Regions from separate parts of the Mus musculus genome. Here region 2 is linked to region 1. Evidence: chromatin loops called from intact Hi-C (ENCODE). Cell type or tissue: gastrocnemius. All regions are shown on one strand. Each heading gives the region's core, and the rest is flanking DNA. Links, peaks and the distances in the headings are about the cores only.

Region 1 (2,914 bases), core at 307-2,806:
TTCTGTGGGTGGAACTCAGGGCCTCAGACAGGCCAGTCAAGTGTTTTACCTGTTAGGTAAAATACTATCAGTATTTTGGGGGCTGAGGCAGAATATTCAAATATGACGGGTAAGCAGTCGTAGTCGCTAGTTCATTTGAGCTTTCCTCCTCTTATTTTGTGATTGCTTCATTGTTTTATTCAATGACTACTCATTTGGAGTCTTATATGAATCTAAGGATGCTAGAAACCACGCCCTCAGGAACTTTACCATGCTGTGTGCAAACACCGACTAGAACCGTGGTACAGGGAAATGCACTGAGGTGACGTGACTTACATCCTATTTTTTTGTCTACCATAGGTGAATCATGTCATTTGAAACTGGCTCTGGTATAGAATGCCGGGCTTAAGCTAATGTGGTATAATTTGTGGTACGTATTCTAAAATTTTGAGTACAATAGTATGGTAAATTAATGATTCTTATTTTTACATGGGCAGGTTTTTTTTTTTTTTGGTAATTTTTACTTTATTTTTAGAAAATAATAAAGCAGACTTGGCTGCTCTAGAATTTCCTCTATAGCCCAGATTGGCCTTGAATTCCTCTTGCCACCACCCCCTATTACTTCACTGAGTGCTGGGGTTATAAGCATGAGCTGCCATACCCTACAAATAACTTCTTATCCTTCAAAACAAACTAACACGTCAAATAGAAGCAGGTTAAGATGTTCCAAGCTTTAATCCTAACACTTAGATGTAGAAGTATTTACAGTTCCAGGCTAGCCTAGGCTACAGATTCCTTCTAATTAAAAAATAAATTAAATTAGGTGCTACCAATTAATTAATAGTTGCTCAAAAAAGTTAAAGTTCATTTTTACAAAACTGTTTTAAAACTATTTTGTGTGTGGCAAAATGTCACTTTTTTTGGTTTTTGTTTTGACAAACAAAATAGTGGTTTAATCATCAATAAAACCAACAATCAGAAACTACCATCCTTCTACCATCCTTCTAACTTCTAAGCCCCTTTTAAAGTTAGCCCCTTCCCCATCTTTTGCCAGTGGTCACTACAGATCTATGTTCTGTCCAATTATAAAACAAACTCAGAACACATACACACACACACTGTTAACCTTTTATTTCGAAACAATATGGACTTACAGGAAATTGCAAAACCATTACCTAGAGTCCCAGGAATTTATTAGCTACTTAACATGGTAATCTTACACTACTTGCTCAAGACCAAAATTTCCCTTTTCACATTTGAAGACAGCAGTTTCATTTTGCCTGTTTCTTTTCTAAGAAATACTGTACTGTTTAAAGGACCAGACATGCTTTTCCTGAGATATTCTATCGGTCCCCATAACCCCTAAGACTCCTACATCTTCTGGTATTTTCCTTGGCCCTACCATTGCCTCTTGGTTTCATTTTACTGATTGGTATTTTCTGATTTTTGTGCTGCAAATGATACAGTTACTAGCATTCGAATTCCTAACTTCTCGCCCCAGCCTTAAATGGGTGGCAGTGACCACCTCATTTAGCTGGTACTGCTCTCTAGGCTCTTGGGGATGCTCGCGGCCCTCATCCTGGCTCGCACTCTACTTGTCACGAGTCCCCTGTTTATAGCCAGGCGTCTAGAATGACTGCGTGTGGGGAAGGGAGTGCAGATACCCTGGCTCGGGGTTGCCCCTGCCTGGCCGAGAGCACCAAGCGGGTTAGGCTCCGGGAAAGTGAAGGCTGCTGGCGCCCGGGTTGCAGGAAGGTCTCGCCCGGACGTCACCGTGCAGCCCCACTGCGCATGCTCACCGCAGCGCGGGCAGAGCTCCTCCGCTGCCGTGTCGCTCCTGCGGTCCCGGCCCCGCCCCGTCCCTCCCCGCTCCGCCCCGTGCGCGCCGCCGGCTCCAGGTCAGGGCGAGCGAGCGGGGTGAGTACACCTAACCTCGGCGACCTAACCACGGCGGTACCTCCGCCGCTGCCTGCAGCCCTCGCCCGCCTCCTGGGACCTGAGAAGGGTGGAGGATCGGCCAGCCAGTAACAGGCCTGGGAGGTGGGCGCGGGCCGCCCAGGCGACCTTTCCACCTTGTGCTAGGAATGTGCTCACGTGACCTTGAAACAAAGGAAGTTAAGTGACTGGCAGGCTTTTCAGATTTGCAGCCAACACAACCTCCTCCCCCCATAATCTATAAAACCGGGAAGGTGGGGGAGGGGGGCGGAGATAAAGGACTAGTTAACTGATTTATAGAAGCCATACTTGCATCTATAGTGATAATTATGAAAATCTTGGTAGTAAAGCCCAGGGTTTCAGAATCAAAATGGAGCCCCATTTTCTGCAGTTACATGTTTTCGGCAAGATGTAAATTGTTTCCAACTGTAAGGAAAAAACAAAACAAAACAAAACAAACCAACCAGAACAGTCTTGGGTTTGTTTTTGAGAGAGATTTGTACTATGTAGCCCACGCTGGCCTGGAACTCTAAACAACCCTGCCTCTGTCACACAAGTGTTGGGATTCCTAGTGGGCACTCTCATGCCTGTTTTACCTATCTTGAGCCTCTTGCCTCAGCCTCTCCTCAGAGAAGCTGAGTTTATAGACCCCCATCTCAGGTTACAGGGGCCATCAGCTTCCCTCCAGTGCTTGTGTTCATGTTTTAAGTTCTCTTTGACAATTGGCTTCCTCTTTCTAAGTGCAATAGTTCTTTTCCAAAGGCTTACTTTGGGTCATTATAATGTGACAGTGGCCCCCACTGTGGTGATGAAAGTGAACATTTATGATGGTTAGGGTTGGAGAACACAGACCCTGTGCAGGACTCAAGTCTATTTTAGGATTCCAGGTACCATTGCTCCTCATTGCTTCCAAAGTGTCCGATATTGACAGGAAAAAATGACACAGAATGAAAAACTTAGCAGAAAAAAAAAAATTCAGAGCAACAAGGGAGTTAAAAGT
Region 2 (2,914 bases), core at 170-2,669, 290 kb after region 1:
GTATGAGCTGGTTTGTGATCCAGACAGATTTCTAACTTCAAGGAGCAGAGATCTAAAAGTGAACGGGCACATTAGTTCTTTCCACTTCAAAGACTATGTCATGGCTTGGGTACTCTGTTGGCCAGTGAGTTAATGTCACTTTCGCAGGAGGACTTCGGCTGTAGTTAAATATTCTTATGCCCATAGCCTTGGCTATTCTCATGGACACTAGTCTGAAACTGCCCCTCTGGGTTTGAGGGTTTGGTTTTCTGTTTTGTTTTCTCTCATTTATTACATCTTGACCACAGTTTCCCCTTCCCCCAGTGCCCTCCCACACACCTCTTCTCTCTGAGATTCACTCCCTCCACCCTCTGCCTCCCCTCAGAAAAGAGCAGACTTCAACCAAACGTGGCCTAACAAGCTACAAGGAGACCAAGCACATCAAAGTTGGACAAGACAACCCTGTAGGAAGAAAGGGGCCCTAGAGGTAGGGACAGCCCCAGCTCTCACTCTTAGGATTCCCGCAGGAACATCAAGCTACTCTGCCATAGCATATATGCAGAGGACCTTTGACAGACCGGGCTCCCTGAGCTTTGTGAGCACCCATCAGTCCTAATCAGCTGAATCTGTGGGCTGTGTTCTCTTGGTGTCCCTGACCTCTCTGGCTCCTCCAATCTTTTCCTTCTCCACAGGACTCCTTGTGCTCAGCCTAATGTTTGAGTCTGGGACTCTGCATCTGCCATCAGTTGCTGGATGAAGTCCCTCTGGTCTCTTCGATGATGAATTCGCTAGGCTCCAGAGTCCTAGAACTCTCTCTAGGCAGAATAAACTGTAGGTCAGAGGTTGTATGGCTGGACTGGTTTCCCTGTCCCTCCTCTTGAGGTCGTGCCTGGTTACAGAAGAGTGCTGGTTCCGGCCCCGTGTCCTTCATTACTTGGAGTCTTGGTAGGGTTACTCTGGTAAATTCCATGGAGCTTTTATTGCACTGGGTTTCCACCTCTCCCTAAAATGTCCCCCAGTATTTTCTCCCCTTCATCTCTCCTGTTTCCAACCCCTCCCACACCCAGTCATCCTGTGAAATCTGTTCTATTTCCCCTTCCCAGGGAAATCCTTTCGTTCCTTTCCGACCCCCTTGAATCCTCCTTGTTACTTAGCCTCTCGGGGTCTGTGGACTGTAACATGATTTTATTTTACTTTACATCTAACTTTTTGTTTTTAATACAGGGTCTCACACTGTAGCTCAAGGAGGCCTCAAAATTATGTGTAACCTAGGCTGACCTCAAAACCGTGGTAATTCTCCTGCCTCAGCCTCCAGAGTGCTTGGATTACATGTGTAAGATAACATGCTCATGTTCTGCCTCAGGATTTTATAGGGTGTATCAATAAATGGTTTTGCTTTTTAGTCCTCAGTTTGGTCGTGATCTTTAAAACAGTATCACAGGCCTTGCTTTTCCTTTGATGTTGTCAGCAGCGACATCTAGTGGTCTTGTTGCCCGTGCCTTCAGAGTTAGTCCTCTTTTTGTAAAGTATTAAAACTGAGCCCAACCCCACATGTGTTCTGTGTTCAAATCAATCGATATGATAATAAACCTTTAGCTCTGTGACACTTTCTTGGATTTCTTTAAAAGTGTTATATGTCCTGAAGCCATTCCTAGTTACAAAGAAGAATGCTAGCAAAGGCAGCGAGACGTGTTAACAGGAAACCACCGTTAAACAGATCTGTAGTGTTTGGTGAAGCACACTCAATGAGTATCTGTTGCAGACTTGAATTTCATCGGTAATTACAGAGCCAGAGGATGTAGGCTTATAGAATGGAGAGAAATTTGTTCAGAGGCTGAAGGACGATAACATTAAAAAAGTAGCCATTAGGACACAGTCAGTGAGTTTTTAATCTACAAAGGTGAGGCTACCAGTGCCTATAATCCCAGCACTTAAGAGGCTGAGGCAGAAGGATTGCCATGAGTCCAAGGGCACACTGGGCTACATAATGACTGCCAAGCCAGGTAGGCCCAGCTATCAAAACTCTACCTCAAGCAAAGAACATAAATAAATGTACTACCGGCAGTTGTCACTTGACTGTCCCCAGGTCTTTATTTTACTGATGGTCCACATACTCTGCAGCTATACAGATGTTCTTGTACGGCTAGTGTTGTGGCTACCCAGTCAGAATGTATGGAAAATTCTAAATTATGGAACTTTTAAAGCATACAAATGGAGACTGGTGTGATCCCTCCCATACCTAAAAGCCAGAATGAGCACACCTAGATGGTGGTGTGTGTGCTTCATCTAGTTCTTCACTTGTTCCAGGTCCTTAACGCAAATTATAAACATTGTGGCATTTCTTTCTATGGATACAGACATTTTTCTTTGACCTTGTCCATTGATTATTAAATTTTTTTTTGCTCCATTTTCAATCGTTGAACATTGCAATCCCTAAACTTTGGAGTTTTGACCTCTTCCTTTATCCCTGATGGTGGGCTTCAAACCCATGTTGGATTGTAAATTTACCAGAGTCTTTGGGCCAAAGGCTGTAATCAAGCCAGCAAATACAACCAAAGCAAAATGGACAGGTGCAGTTTACAGGTTCCATAGGAAGGATCGGTGACATGGTCTGTTCCCCACAGGGTTATTCAGGGGCTGGGAAGAAATTGGTTCCTAATGTGGTAGTGTTGAGGGTGTTAAGGTGGAACTATCTTGGTCTAGGTTCTGTTGCTGTGAAGAGACCACCATGACCATAGCAACTCTTATAGAAGAAAGCATTCAACTGGGGCTGGCTTACGGTTTCAGCGATTTAGTCCATTTTCATCATGGCAGGAGTATGCAGCCCTCAGGCAGAACATGTTAGAGAATGTAAGTGAAAGTTCTATATCTGGATCCACAGGAAGAAGGGAGAGGGCCCCTCGACCTGGCTTGGGCTTTTGAAACCTCAAAGTTT

Evidence for each region. A loop is a pair of places that touch in the nucleus more often than their neighbours do. Peaks named below come from ENCODE experiments on the same cell type or tissue, not always from the same donor. Only the 100,000 strongest peaks of a DNase experiment are listed, where the experiment ranks them.
Region 2: it touches region 1 in a loop (2.5-fold over the local background); 4 of 42 quality-filtered maps call a loop at or near these places.

Annotation. Positions count from the first base shown.
Region 1 is chr13:91,222,921-91,225,834 of GRCm38, reverse strand. Atg10 (autophagy related 10) reads left to right here and starts at 1,848. Exons shown (of 8, transcript NM_025770.3): 1 at 1,848-1,896. In gastrocnemius, for the core only: no CTCF peak of the experiment used is centred there; a DNase peak (open chromatin) is centred at 1,806; H3K4me3 peaks cover 1,546 bases; H3K27ac peaks cover 2,073 bases.
Region 2 is chr13:90,928,579-90,931,492 of GRCm38, reverse strand. Gm46434 (a long non-coding RNA gene) reads left to right here. Exons shown (of 2, transcript XR_001781017.1): 1 at 1-466; 2 at 672-1,583. Among named protein-coding and RNA genes, the nearest start is that of Gm46434, 1.6 kb to the left of the region's middle. In gastrocnemius, for the core only: a CTCF peak has its summit at 1,461 (motif pointing left); a DNase peak (open chromatin) is centred at 1,453; H3K27ac peaks cover 344 bases.